Regions from separate parts of the Homo sapiens genome. Here region 2 is linked to region 1. Evidence: read pairs that join two places in POLR2A ChIA-PET (ENCODE). Cell type or tissue: HepG2. All regions are shown on one strand. Each heading gives the region's core, and the rest is flanking DNA. Links, peaks and the distances in the headings are about the cores only. Region 1 overlaps NAGLU (N-acetyl-alpha-glucosaminidase). Region 2 overlaps TUBG2 (tubulin gamma 2).

What was found. Peaks named below come from ENCODE experiments on the same cell type or tissue, not always from the same donor. Only the 100,000 strongest peaks of a DNase experiment are listed, where the experiment ranks them.
Region 2: POLR2A ChIA-PET joins it to region 1 with 6 read pairs; 10 of 35 experiments call an interaction of 5 or more read pairs at or near these places.

Annotation. Positions count from the first base shown.
Region 1 is chr17:42,539,033-42,542,759 of GRCh38, reverse strand. NAGLU (N-acetyl-alpha-glucosaminidase) reads right to left here. Exons shown (of 6, transcript NM_000263.4): 5 at 1,554-1,810. Among named protein-coding and RNA genes, the nearest start is that of NAGLU, 4.7 kb to the right of the region's middle. In HepG2, for the core only: no CTCF peak of the experiment used is centred there; a DNase peak (open chromatin) is centred at 1,279.
Region 2 is chr17:42,663,859-42,673,862 of GRCh38, reverse strand. It overlaps TUBG2 (tubulin gamma 2), which reads right to left. Exons shown (of 11, transcript NM_016437.3): 7 at 8,301-8,387; 8 at 8,036-8,185; 9 at 7,624-7,776; 10 at 7,379-7,540; 11 at 6,857-7,260. The coding sequence ends at 7,063. It overlaps PLEKHH3 (pleckstrin homology, MyTH4 and FERM domain containing H3), which reads left to right. Exons shown (of 13, transcript NM_024927.5): 4 at 29-220; 5 at 307-464; 6 at 567-687; 7 at 1,471-1,777; 8 at 2,305-2,512; 9 at 2,733-2,869; 10 at 3,158-3,290; 11 at 3,487-3,945; 12 at 4,242-4,433; 13 at 5,560-5,949. The coding sequence ends at 5,736. Among named protein-coding and RNA genes, the nearest start is that of PLEKHH3, 8.1 kb to the left of the region's middle. RefSeq lists enhancers at 1-672, 3,223-3,302, 5,058-5,633. In HepG2, for the core only: no CTCF peak of the experiment used is centred there; a DNase peak (open chromatin) is centred at 6,192.

The sequences.
Region 1 (3,727 bases), core at 301-2,800:
TACTCTGAGGGGCTGAAGCAGGTGGATCACTTGAGCCCAGGAGTTCCAGACCAGCCTGGCCAATGTGGGGAAACCCTGTCTATACTAAAAATACAAAAATTAGCCTAGCGTAATGGCAGGTGCCTGTAATCCCGGCTACTCGGGAGGTAGAGGCACAAGAATCACTTGAACCCATGAGGCAGAAGTTGCAGTGAGCTGAGATTGTGCCACTGCACTCCAGTCTGGGCGACAGAGTAAGATTCTGTCTCAAAAACAAAATCAAGGCCAGTCGCAGTGGATCACGCCTGTAATACCAGTACTTTGGGAGGCTGAGGTGGGCAGTTCACCTGAGGTCAGGAGTTTGAGACCAGTCTGGCCACCATGGTGAAACCTGTTTCTACTAAAAATACAAAAATTGGCCAGGCAAGGTGGCTCACACCTGTAATCCCAGCACTTTGGGAGGCTGAAGTGGGCGAATCATTTGAGGTCAGGAGTTTGAAACCAGCTTGACCTACATAGCGAAACCCCGTCTCTACTAAAAATACAAAAATTAGCCGAGTGTGGTTGGGGGGCGCCTGTAATCCCAGCTACTCAGGAGGCTGAGGCAGGAGAATCGCTTGAACTCAGGAAGCAGAGGTTGCAGTGAACTGAGATCGTGCCACTGCACTCCAGCCTGGGTGACAGAGCGAGACTCTATCTCAAAACAAACAAAAATTGCCGGGCGTGGTGGCGGGTGCCTATAGTCCCAGCTACTCGGGAGGCTGAGGCAGGAGAATCGCTTGAACCTAGGAGACGAAGGTTGCAGTGAGATGAGATTGTGCCACTGTGCTCCAGCCTCAGCAACAGAGTGAAATCTGTCTCAAAAAAAAAAAAAATGTAGCTTCTCCTTCAGGTCTTGGGTAGGGCCTGAGAATTTGCCATCTCACAGCTCGGGCTGCTGCTGCTGCTGCTGCTGGTTTTGGGTCACACTTGGAGCAGTACTGCTCAAGAAAGGCTGAGCTGATCTGTTCCCTTCCTGGCCAACACAGACGCCTCTCCACTAAGTCATTCCTGACTTGGGCGCCCTCTGCTCCACTCCTCCTTTAAGTGGCAGGAAGGAGCCCTGGCTTCACAGTTTTGTAGCAGGATGCGCACTTAGTGCCTTTAGGCACATCCACTCACCTCCTGCCTGCAGTGCCTACTTCAGCAACCACGCAGAGATGAAACAAAATCCTTGTTCATAGCTAGCTCTTAGTGGCCTTTGCTCTGGGCCAGGCGTTATTCTACCTATGAGGTAGTCCCAGTTTACAGGAAAAGCAAACGAGACACTGGGAAGGAGGTCATGAGTCATAAGTCACACGGCCAGGAAATAGGAGCGCGAGGTGTGACCCAGGTTGTTGGCTTCCAGAGCTCACCTCTCAACCACAGTGGGATTCACTGAGACAACGCATGTGTACACGTGCTTGGTAAACTATGAAGTACTGTGTGTTATGGCGAGGCATTATTCCAGTCCCTCTGCCTACCCCTACTGACATCTGCTACTCCCTTCTTTTTGAGGGTCTGGGGGGCTCTCCCACCCCACCCAGGCACTGTACCTGCAGTCATGGCCTCATAGACGGCAGTGGTGGCTGCGGCAAGGTAGGAGGGCTCTGAGGAAGGTGGCTGCATCTCATTGAAAGTGTCGGCCCCATAGATGTGGTCTGTGCCAAACTCTTTGATCAGCTCTCGCAGGAAGAGGCTCCCGATGATGGGGAATATGGGGTCTTCCGGAGCCAGAAGGAAGGAGCAGGAGTAGGAACAGTTAAAGTGGCCCCAACTGCCCATCTTCGTGACATTGACCTGAGGGAACACCCTAGTGGGGAGCAAAAGCTCAGATATTTCATGGAAGCCGCCATAGTGTTCACCATAGTGTTCAACAGCCTTGCCAACTTCTCTACAGCTCCTGGTTTCTCTTGCCTCTATGGCTTTGTACAGGCTATGCTCTCTGCCTACAGTCCTTTCTTCTCCTTCCCTGGCCACCTTCTCTGAAAAACTTTCACTATCTCTCCCCTTCCTGTGGCCTGAAACAAGCAACGCTCCTTTTTCTTTCTTTTTTTTTTTTTTTTTGAGGCAGAGTCTCACTCTGTCCCCCAGGCTGGAGTGCAGTGGCGCATTCTCAGCTCACTGCAAGCTCTGCCTCCCAGGTTCATGCCATTCTCCTGCCTCAGCCTCCCTAGTAGCTGGGACTACAGGTGCCCGCCACCACACCCGGCTAATTTTTTGTATTTTTAGTAGAGACTGAGTTTCACTGTGTTAGCCAGGATGGTCTCGATCTGCTGACCTTGTGATCCGCCCGTCTCGGCCTCCCAAAGTGCTGGGATTACAGGTGTGGGCCACCGCACCCAGCTTTTTTTTTTTTTTTTAATTATACTTTCAGTTCAGTTCTGTGCAGAACATGCAGGTTTGTTGCATAGGTATACATGTGCCATGGTGGTTTGCTGCACCCATCAACCCATCATCTAGGTTTTCAGCCCCGCATGCATTAAGTATCTGTCCCAATGCTACTCCTCCCCTTGACCCCCACACCGCGAAAGGCCCCGGTGTGTGATGTTCCCCTTCCTGTGTCCATGTTGTTCTCATTGTTCAACTCCCACTATGAGTGAGAACATGAGGTGTTTAATTTTCTTTCCTTTTTTTTTTTTTTTTTTTGAGACGGAGTCTCACTCTGTCACCCAGGCTGGAGTGAAGTGGTGTGATCTCGGCTCACTGCAGTCTCTGGCCCCTGGCTTCAAGAGATTCTCATGCCTCAGCCTACCGAGTAGCTGGGATTACAGGAGCCCGCCACCACGCCTGGCTAATTTTTGTACTTTTAGTAGAGATGGGGTTTCGCCATGTTGGCCAGGCTGGTCTTTAACTCCTGACCGCAGGTGATCCATACGCCTCAGCCTCCCAAAACGCTAGGATTACAAGCATTAGCCAAGCGTCCGTCCAAGCAACACTCATTTTTCAAGGCTGGGCTCTGCCCTGAGCCCTTCCTGCCCCTCTCTCCCGGCAGAGGAGAGCGGAACCCACATATATTCCTGTCCTTGTCCCCACATTGTATCCTTCAGCCAACATATCTCTCCTATCAGGGGTAAGCCCTTGGGCACCTTTCTTGCCGCCTCCCAGGACCCAGCACAGCCAGTTCTGGCAGCCTCAGACAGCTGGACCAAGTTTATTGAATGAATGAGTGAGTTTCCTGCCACCTGGTGATGGGGGCAAAGAGGCGGGCAGGGAGGCCACTGGCATGCATTAAGTCCTACGAGAGTATGGGAGCCAGACATTAGCAGGTGCAAAGGAGGTCATGCGGGGCACTAGCAAGGCTTCCTGAAGGAGGGGAGGTCTCAGGTGAGCCTTGAAGACTTTTCCCAACCACATGTGAGAGGATGGCTGGGAAGCACAGAGGAACAGGAGGGACAAGGGACACTGGAGCACCCCTGCTGCCACTCCCAAGGGCTGCCATTTGCTAGCACTCTGTGCAAAGTCACAGATAGATCGAGAGATAATTACAAACCCTACAGCGAAGTGGGTAGAGATCCCATTTTACAAGTAAGGAAACTGAGGCACAGAGCAGTCATGTCATCTGCCCGAAGTCACACAGCTAATTAGTAGCAGAGTCAGAAATCAAACCCAGGCCTACGTCCAGAGCTTGTTTGTTTGTTTGAGACAGAGTTTCGCTCGTCACCCAGGCTGGAGTGCAATGGCGTGATCTTGACTCACTGCAACGTCTGCCTCCCAGGTTTAAGCAATT
Region 2 (10,004 bases), core at 5,005-7,504, 130 kb before region 1:
GTCCCTTCCCTCCCTCTCCGGCCCCCAGGTTGGCTGTACCGGGAGCCCCGCGGAGGAGGGGCGCGGCCCTGGCTGCCCCCGCGCCGAGCCTGGTTTGTGCTCACGCGGGACTCCCTGGATCAGTTCAGCAGCAGCGGGAAAGGGGCGCGGCGTCTCGGGAGCCTCGTGCTCACCAGCCTGTGCTCGGTGACCGGCCCAGAGCGCAGGCGTAAGGAGACAGGTGAGACCTCCTGGGGACTCTCCTACCTTCCTAGGCAGGGGCCCCGGCAGACCCTAATGGCCCTCCCTGGCCTCTCTTTTCCCCAGGTCTGTGGTCAGTGACTGTGTCTGGTCGGAAACACAGTGTCCGCCTCTGCTCCCCACGCCAGGCAGAGGCTGAGCGCTGGGGGGTGGCATTGCGGGAAGTGATCGCCTCCAAGGCACCCCTGGAGACCCCCACCCAGCTACTGCTCAGGGACATACAGGTACACACCAGGGAGAGCCAGGAGAGTGGTGGACCCCAAAGCTTTCTGGGGTTGTGAGGAACTCCCTTCCCCATCAAGGTGACCCTCTCCCTGGCCCCCTAGGAAAGTTGCGGGGACCCAGAGGCCGTTGCCCTCATTTACCTGAGGAACCCGATTCTGAGACACACTAGTGGAGCCTTGTATGCCCCACTCCTGCCCCTGCCCTATGGAGTCAGCGCCCCAGGTGAGTGGTCCCATGGCCCAAGTCCCCTGGATGGGATGGGGTGGTTCAGAGGTAAGAATCTGAATCCCTTAACTGGCAGGGATCTAAGCATCCTTCATGGACCTGCCAGCTCCTCACTTTTCGAAGGATGAAGGTGAAACTGGAAGCTGGCCAGGGTGGAGGAGAGGAAGCCAGCACACACAAAAGGGCCCCCTTTGGCCACCTTCTCTATGGGTCTCATTCTGACTACTGATGTTCCTTCAGGAGTTTGTACACTCCCCTATTTTTTCATTATCCTCTTGAGACTATGCCATATTACCTTTACAAGTGGTAGAAAAGCTACCACTTTTGTAGAATGTGCTGGCCTCATCCAACTGTACTTCTCCCTAAACGGTGTAGTGACTGGCCCAGGTCCTAAAGTTAGAGGATTAAAGGGTGCTGGGAGAGGAACCCCGGTTTTCTGACTCCTAGTCCAGCCTGTTTTCTGACCTATGGTGGTGAGCCTCAGTATGGAGTTACAGAATCTGGGGTGTGAATCTACAGCCCTTCCCGGCCGTCCGTCTCCCTAAGTCCAAATGCAGGCTTAGTGGGATTGGGAAGGGGATTCCTGGGAGGCAGAGGTTGAGAGTCTGGCTCCGTGGGACCACTGCTTTCCCTTCACTCTTCCTGTCGTTCGTACCCTCCCCTCCCTGCCACCCCATCCCCTTATATTCCCTCTGACCTTCCCCTGGTTCATGCCTTCCTCCCAGGGCGCAGCTCTGTGTCCCCTCTCCAAACCGTCCCTCCGCCCCCACCCTCCCACAGGTCCGGGCTATGCACCCCTGCGCGAGGAGGCGGTGCGGCTGTTCTTGGCGCTGCAGGCGCTGGAGGGGGCGCGGCGCCCCGGGCCCTTGATGCAGGGTGTGCTCCAAACCTGCCGGGACTTGCCCGCGCTCCGGGATGAACTCTTCCTGCAGCTGGCTAAGCAGACCTCGGGCCCTGCAGGTCCCCCCGGGCTCCCGGCTACCCAAGACCCTGCGGCCCTGCGGTACTGGCAACTCCTCACCTGCATGAGCTGCACCTTCCGACCTGGGGGAGCTGTGCGGGGGCACCTCCTGGGGCACTTGGAGAGGTGAGAGGGGCGAGGTGGGGGTTACGGCCTAGGCGAGGAGCTACCGGGCTGGGAGAGAATGAAAGGTCTTTTGCAAAAGACTTGGTAGGTAAAGAACCGAGTAATACATACAGTGCCTTTGTGGGAGATACAAGATCCTATCGCAGTTGTGAGCGGATGAATTACAATAAAACGCCCCCCTTGGGCTGAGGAGTTATGAAAAGGCTGCTTTTCCTCCAGCTGATGCAGGCCAGCGCCAGGGCTTAGGAAAATGTAGTAAAGTGGCTGGATTTCGATTTCAGGCCGAAGGAAGATCACGAAGACTTTTGGAAGTGGTGGAGGCAGTTGGGAGAAAGCTGCCAGGGGACTTGAAAAGTAATTCAGCTCTATGCAAAGCACTGGGGAGAGATTTAGAAGAGCCTTCAAAGAACTTGAGTTGGGGCGGGGAGGAAATCGGCTAGATAAAATAAACTATAAGAGAAGCAGGCAAGAGGGAGGGGGAGAAGAAAGCCCTTGGAGTATTGATCCCTGGGTTCCTCCTAACCCAGGACCGAGCAGGCACTCCCGGACTCGGAACTGGCGGAATATGCGCGCTTCATCCGGAAAGCGCTGGGCCGGACGCGCGGCAGAGAGCTGGTGCCCTCGCTGGCGGAGATTTCCGCGTTGAGCCAACGGCAGGAGCTGCTGTGTACCGTGCACTGTCCGGGGGCTGGTGCCTGTGCTGTGGCCATCGACTCCCACACCACGGCGGGGGAGGTGAGGCCAGAGAAAGGCCCCATGACCTCCAACCCACCCTGCCAGCTTCTCACGCCTGTCTCTCCCTCTTCCTGGACCCTAGGTTTGCCCCGAGTCTAGATTATTTTGGTAAGGGAGGGAGTGGTGGTGACAGGACTAAGAGACCCCTTCCAATTGAATCAACCCCTCCCAGAATCCTGGCAAGACCTCTGAGTGGTCTCCCCTCACCCTCCTCTTCTAGGTGGCTCGAGAGCTGGTGGGGCGGCTGGGCTTGGCCCGGAGCCGCAACGCATTCGCGCTGTACGAGCAGCGAGGGGCCCAGGAGCGAGCCCTGGCTGGGGGGACCCTCGTGGCCGACGTGCTCACCAGGTTTGAGAAGTAAATGTCCAGCCCCAGCCCTGCTCTCTATTAGCCCATCCACTTCTCAGCTGAGGTCAGTCTCTAAGCGGACATTATCCAGCGCTTGCCCCTGGCCCTGCGCTGTGGTGTTCGCTGGTTTACAGACGGACCTGCCCGCCGCAGGTTTGCAGTCCGACTGCAGCATCACCTCCGCTGTCGGCTCCGCCCAGGCCCCGCCCCAAACACATGGCCCCGCCCCCACCCCAAGCTGCCCTCGCCGTAGGGGTCCGGCTTCTCCCTAGCGCTTCGTCCGCTCCTCTTCTGCAGCTTGGCCGCGGAGGAAGCTGGGTTGGAGGACTCGCCCGACTCCGGGTGGAGACTATGTCTGCGTCTTCACGGACCTCTGCACCCTGAGGGGCTGTCCCCAGACGGTCACGAACTGCCTTTCCTCTTTGAGCAGGTGAGGCTCTCCGGCGTTCACGCCTCCAAACAGACCCCCAAGCCTGAACCCCTGGTTTTCTAGGCCGTCTCATTTCATCACTATGGCAGCCCCGCGGGAGGCTTGACTGGAACCTAGACCTGCTCAGATTCCGCGAGGCGTTTTCGCGACGGTTCCGCCGCCGCTCGTACACTGACGCCGGGTGCCTCCCCTGCAGGCTCACGCTCTGCTGCTGCGGGGCCGGCCGCCCCCACCCGACGACACGCTGCGCGCCCTGGCGGCGCTGCGCCTGCAGAGCCTGCAGCGGGACTTCTCTCCGCGGGTGCCCCTGCCCCGCCTGGACCGCCTGCTCCCGCCCCCGGCCCCGCCGCGCGAAGACCCGCCCCGCCCGACCCCCAGGCCGCCCCCTTCCGCTGCCCTGCTGGCCGGGGCGCTCTGGAGCCCGGGCCTGGCCAAGAGGCGGGCGGAGCGGGCCCGGCGCGGCGGGGCCGGCCGCACTGCGGGAAGCATTGCCCGCGAGGGAGGAGGCGGCGCCGGCACGGCAGCTGCCGTGCTGGGCGGCTGGAAGCGGCTACGGGGCATGGGCCGAGCTGAGGCCATGGCCGCCTACCTGGCCCTGGCGGCGCAGTGTCCGGGGTTCGGCGCTGCTCGGTATGACGTTCTGGAGCTGAGCACGGTGAGGGGGAGAAGGGAGAAGGGGACTCTGGCGGCCCAAGCCCCACACCTTTGCCCCAGAGCCACAGGTCCCACGGAGTGTCACGTAATTCCCCACATCCAGAACAGCTACCCATCTCAAACCCCAGGAGTCACCAGCCCTTGGGCCCTCACATCCCTGGAGCCTCAGCCCCCTCCACACACGTGCTGTGAATCATAGGGGGATCAGGATACTCCTGCTCACAGACACCCATCTCCCCCTACCAAAAATAACGCTGGGCTCCTCCTTCCACCCTGACTCTGCCTCTCTGTCTGCAGGAGCCTGGTCGGGGTGCTCCACAGAAGCTGTGCCTGGGCTTGGGAGCCAAGGCCATGTCCCTCTCCCGGCCAGGGGAGACGGAGCCCATCCACAGTGTCAGCTATGGCCATGTGGCCGCCTGCCAGCTAATGGGCCCCCACACCCTGGCCTTGAGGGTGGGAGAGAGCCAGCTCCTCCTGCAGAGCCCCCAGGTGAGTGAGAAGAGGAGTTGTGGGAGGAGGAGAGAAGGGAAGCGATGTCAGGAAGCATTTACAGAACACCAAACCTGGGCCAGGTAGAGCTCTAAGCACTGGGGATCCAGCAGTGATCACAGACAAGCTGAAGGAGCTTACACTAGAGTGGAGTCAGACAATAAACAAGGAATCCCAGGCTATGAAGACAGTGAGAAATGCTACAAAGGAAAGAGTGATGTGACAGGAAGCCAGGGAAGGGTTCTCAAAAAGGGTGCCATTTAAGCTAGCCAGGGAAGACCTGGGAGAACAGCATTCCAGGTAGAAAGAATTGCAAGGTGGCCGGGTGCAGTGGCTCATGCCTGTAATCCCAGCACTTTGGGAGGCCGAGGCGGGCAGATCACGAGGTCAGGAGATCGAGACCATCCTGACCAACATGGCGAAACCCCATCTCTACTAAAAATACAAATTAGCTGGGGCTGGTGGCGCACACCTATAGTCCCAGCTACTCGGGAAGCTGAGGTAGGAGAATTGCTTGAACCCGGCAGGCGGAGGTTGCAGTGAGCCGAGGCACTTCAGCCTGGCAACAGAGCAAGACTCCGTCTCAACAACAACAACAACAACAACAACAAAAAAAAATGTTAGAAGAGCAGAAAGAACCAAGTATAACTGGCACATAGAAATGAAGGAGAGAAGCCGGCCGCGGTGGCTCACGCCTGTAATCCCAGCACTTTGGGAGGCCGAGATGGGCGGATCATGAGGTCAGGAGATCGAGACCATCTTGGCTAACACGGTGAAACCCTGTTTCTACTAAAAATACAAAAAATTAGCCGGGCGTGTTGGCGGGCGCCTGTAGTCCCAGCTACTCAGGAGGCTGAGGCAGGAGAATGGTGTGAACCCAGGAGGCGGAGCTTGCAGTGAGCTGAGATCGCGCCACTGCACTCCAACCTGGGGGACACAGCGAGACTCCGTCTCAAAAAACAAAAAAGAAATGAAGGAGAGAGTGGTGATAAGGAAGGAAAGGTTGCAGGGCCAGAGCACGTAGGACCCTGGTGGGGAAGCTGGAGCCCTAGAGCCTGGAGAAAGGATGAGAAAAAGAAGAGAACCTGGCAGCCCCTGTTGCACACTGACCTCTGCCCTCTCTTAGGTGGAAGAGATCATGCAGCTGGTGAATGCCTACTTGGCCAACCCCTCCCCCGAGAGGCCCTGCAGCAGCTCTTCTCCTCCATGCCAAGACCTGCCAGACACCTCCCCTCCCAGCCAGCGCCCGGGCCTGGACGAGCCCCAGGGACAGTCTGGCTGCTTGGGGCAGCTGCAGGACTGAGCCTGCCAAGAGGTCACGACTTCCCTCCTGCCTGCAGCCTGGGCCAGGACTGCTCTGAGATTTGAGGGAAACATGGACCCTTTTGGCCCTGCAGGGACAGGGCACATCCCACACCCAAGGGCTACAATGGGTGTGGGTAATTTTCTAGTTTGTTTCTTAATTTATTTGTAGAAGAGAAGCAAAAAAAAAAAAAAAGTTTCTTATTTACACAAACCCTTCCTGTGGGAGTGTTATTCAGTGGGACAAGTTGGAACCCCATAACGCAGAGCCCCGCCTCTGGGGATGCCCACACCCTGGGCTTTTACCAGGCTCTGGGGGAAGTCTGGACACCACAGCGCTTCACCCTCCCCCTCCTTGACCTTCCAGACTTAACCTCCTCCTGGCCAGTGTGCTGCCACAGGTTTGTGGGTGGAGCAGGCAAACAGGCCTCATTGGAAGCTGGCAGTTACTCACCCTCCCTTCTCCACTGAGTGGCATACAGATGGCCTCCTGGAATCCCTGAGGCTGGAGGGCAGTGAGTCATCAGATCTGGCACTGCCCATTTCTTACTCGTTGTCCACCTCTGGGCCCATCATTGGTGTGCCTAATGCTTTGGGCCTAGAATGGAGAGAAGCTTGGGGCAGATAACAAACCCACGAATTTCTCTGGCACAGAAAAGTAACTCAGGATGTGCTCAGCCCTACTCTTGAATTCTGTTTCTACTTATCAGGTTGGGTTGAACTGGATTGAGTTCCTGGAACTCTCATGGCCCTGGGCACTGGGAATCTGGAACCTTGGCTCTCCTGGCCTGCTCAGAATGTAGTGTGCCCTCCTTCAGTAGACCCCACCTCCTCTGCCCTGAGTGGAAGAGGTTGGGGCAACATTGACCCTCACTGGGGCAAAGCTTAGGCGCTGAGGAGACAGCAAACCTCAGTAAAGCTCTGTAATCTTGAGACAAGGGCTGACTCTAGTAATACTAAACAGCCTAGTTCAAGGTGAGGGATGCCAATGGAAACAGTGAACACACTAAGATTTGGACTAAGTGATAAGACGTTGGAGGAGGTGAAGGCCACCCTACTGTCAGATGCCTAGAAACTGGACCCCTTCACCACCCCCCCGTATTCACAGATCAAGCCCTGGCTATACTGACAACCAAGCTTTATTACTTTATTAGAGCTGAACAAGCATATTAAAAGTTAGGGCATGGAAGGGAGGAAGCAGGACCAGCTCACGGGCTGGAGATGAACCAAGAAGGGTTGTCCATGAGGTGAAGCTGGGTCAGAGGGAGCAGGCATGGTCGAGGCTGTGGTTACCATCTAGAAGGAGAAGGAGTAGTGGGGAGGGAAATCACTGCTCCTGGGTGCCCCAGGAAATGTAGTCTGGCTGGGTGGCCGCATGGTACTCATCAATGAGCTCCTGAACAACCTCCCTAGACCTGTCCATCTCATCAAAGTTGTCCTTGAACATGTCCTCCTTACGGAACTGCTCGAGGAAGGCATCCCGCTTCCGCAGCTTGTCAAACTGCTGGCAGGAACTTTCAAAGAGCTGAAAGAGATGAAAATCTCCAAAATGCGAGCCAGGGGGTTAGGAGTGAACTTGGGGAAGATGATGAAGGTGGCCAGTGGAACAGACTCTTCTAAGAAGAATAGAAACCTAGACTCACCGAGGAGATGCTGGTGTGGTTGGCCATCATGAGCCCGCTGACCCGGTGGGCCGAGGGCAGGTAGGGAGACTTCCTCGACAGGGCCACCTGGATGCTGGCGGGGCCCCACGGGATGAAGTTGGCCAACTTCCGTTCCCGGATCCTCTGCAGGCTCTTGTGGACCTGGGGTGGGCATAGGAGCAGTGGAGGTGGCCTCTCCTCTACCCCTGCAGGTCCAGGGCGCGGGATGAAGGGGCCTCCCCTACCTGGGTGGGGTCCACCTCTCCCTGGATGATGTTGAGGATGGCGATGTAGCAGTGGTTGGTCTGGCGGTCTCGGCCTGTGGACACCATCACGTTCTTGGGCTGCAGCAGCCGCCTCATGACATCCAGGACCGTGGTCTTCCTCACGCTGGCCACCTGATGGGACAGTGAGACAGGGACCCGGCCAGCGCTCAGGGCACAGTCCCTTTGGCTTCTCTTTGGCAGAAGCCAAAGGCAGAGGGAGGGTGGAGAGAAAGTCAGCAAGAAAGTCGCCCGCTCTGTGCCAGTCCCTGAGCGCAGTGCCTTGGGGCCTGCAAAGGGCAGCTCCTGGGGCAGTGGGGAAGAGAGAAAGGCTGGGGCAGGGCCTGCTGGGCCCAGGGCCAGCCTGGCCTGGGACACTGAAGGCTGCTCTTACTGACTGGTCTGTAGTGAGCGGGGTGTAGCCGGTCATGAGGAAGTGGAGCCGTGGGGTGGGAATGAGCGAGGCGATGAGGCCGATGAGGTCATTGTTCATGTAGCCGGGGTAGCGCAGGGTGGTGGTGCTGGCCGACATGATGGTGGACACCTGGGGACAGGCGTGCCATGTCATGGGGCTCGGCCTGGGTGGGACCTTCCTTCCCCAGATGACCCTCCAGCAAGGAGGGCTTCCAGTCCAAAGGAGTCCGGGAGTGGGGGCCCACCAGCTGGTTGATCTGGGAGAAGGACGGGTTCTGGATGTGCAGGCGGTCTGTGGCAATCCGGTTCAGGGCTGTGTTGTCCAGCACCACCTGGGGGGACAGAAGAGCATCACAGCATCTTGAGGATAAAATGGGCATAGAAATAAGATATTGGCTTAGCCCCTGCTGAACTCCAAAGCCAGGAAGTAGGTTTGTTAGTTTAAAAAAAAAAAGTACTGAGGCCGGGCGCGGTGGCTCATGTCTGTAATCCCAGCACTTTGGGAGGCCGAGACGGGCGGATCACAAGGTCAGGAGATCGAGACCATCTTGGCTAACACGGTGAAACCCCGTCTCTACTAAAAATACAAAAAATTAGCCAGGCATGTTGGCGGGCGCCTGTAGTCCCAGCTAATTCGGAGGCTGAGGCAGGAGAATGGCATGAACCCGGGAGGCGGAGTTTGCAGTTAGCCAAGATCATGCCACTGCACTCCAGCCTGGGGGACAGAGCAAGACTCCGTCTCAAAAATAAAATAAAATAATAAAATAAAATAAATAAAATAAAATAAAAGTACTGCTGGGCATGGTGGCTCAGGCCTGTAATCCCAAGGCCAAGGTGGGAGGACCACTCGAGGCCAGGAGTTGGACACCAGCCTGAGCAACACAGCAAGATGCCATCTCTGTAAAAAATATAAATAAAAAAGTATAAATATATATAATATATATATATATATATAAATATAAATAAAAAATAAAAAGAAAGAAAAGTACTGTTTCTGGGGCACCATGAGATACTCTCGGACTACGCAGGGCAGTAAACAAACACGTGAGTACCCACATGTGCCATACACTGTGCCTGGCTCTGGGAAGACCACAGAGAGGAACAGGCACCGTCTTTCCCTTCATTAGGCCTATAGTCTCGTGGAGGGAGGCACACTAAATATAAAACAGAAAATTATAGTTAACTCCCTAAAATACACATATAGGAATCTGATCTTGACTGAGTAGTCAGGAAGGGTTTTGCTAAGAAAGTTATCCTTGAGCTAAGAATACAAGCATGAGTGGGCATTAAGTAGGCAAAGGTGGGATACGTGGTGGTGTGGGGAAGGTATATTCACTTTGTTGAGAGTTTTGCTGCCTAAAAGGATTCTAAGAAACTTAGAAGTCAGGACCTTATTTCCTAATTTGGCCCACAGGTATGGCTTTGTTGGTCTTCTGTCTGTGTGTATAGGGGCTGAGGAAAGGTGGGGTGAATGAGACTCACTGGCCTGAGGAGACAGACCAAAGTCCTCTACCCTTTTTTTTTTTTTTTTAAACACAAGGTCTTGTTCCGTTGCCCAAGCTGGAGTGCAGTGGTGTGATCATGGCTCACTGCAGCCTCGACTTCCTGAGCTCAAGCAATCCCCCCACCTCAGCCTCCCATGTAGCTAGTACTACAGGCACATGCCACCATGCCCGGCTAATTTTTTTTTATGTTATTTTTTGAGGCAGAGTCTCGCTCTGTCACCCAGGCTGGAGTGCAATGGTGTGATCTTGACTCACCGCAACCTTTGCCTCCCGGGTTCAAGTGATTCTCCTGCCTCAGCCTCCAAGTAGCTGGGACTACAGGCACATGCTACCAGGACTGGCTAATTTTTTTTTTTTTTTGAGACAGAGTCTCGCTCTGTCACCCAGGCTGGAGTGCAATGCTGCAATCTCAGCTCCTTGCAACCTCCACCTCCCAGGTTCAAG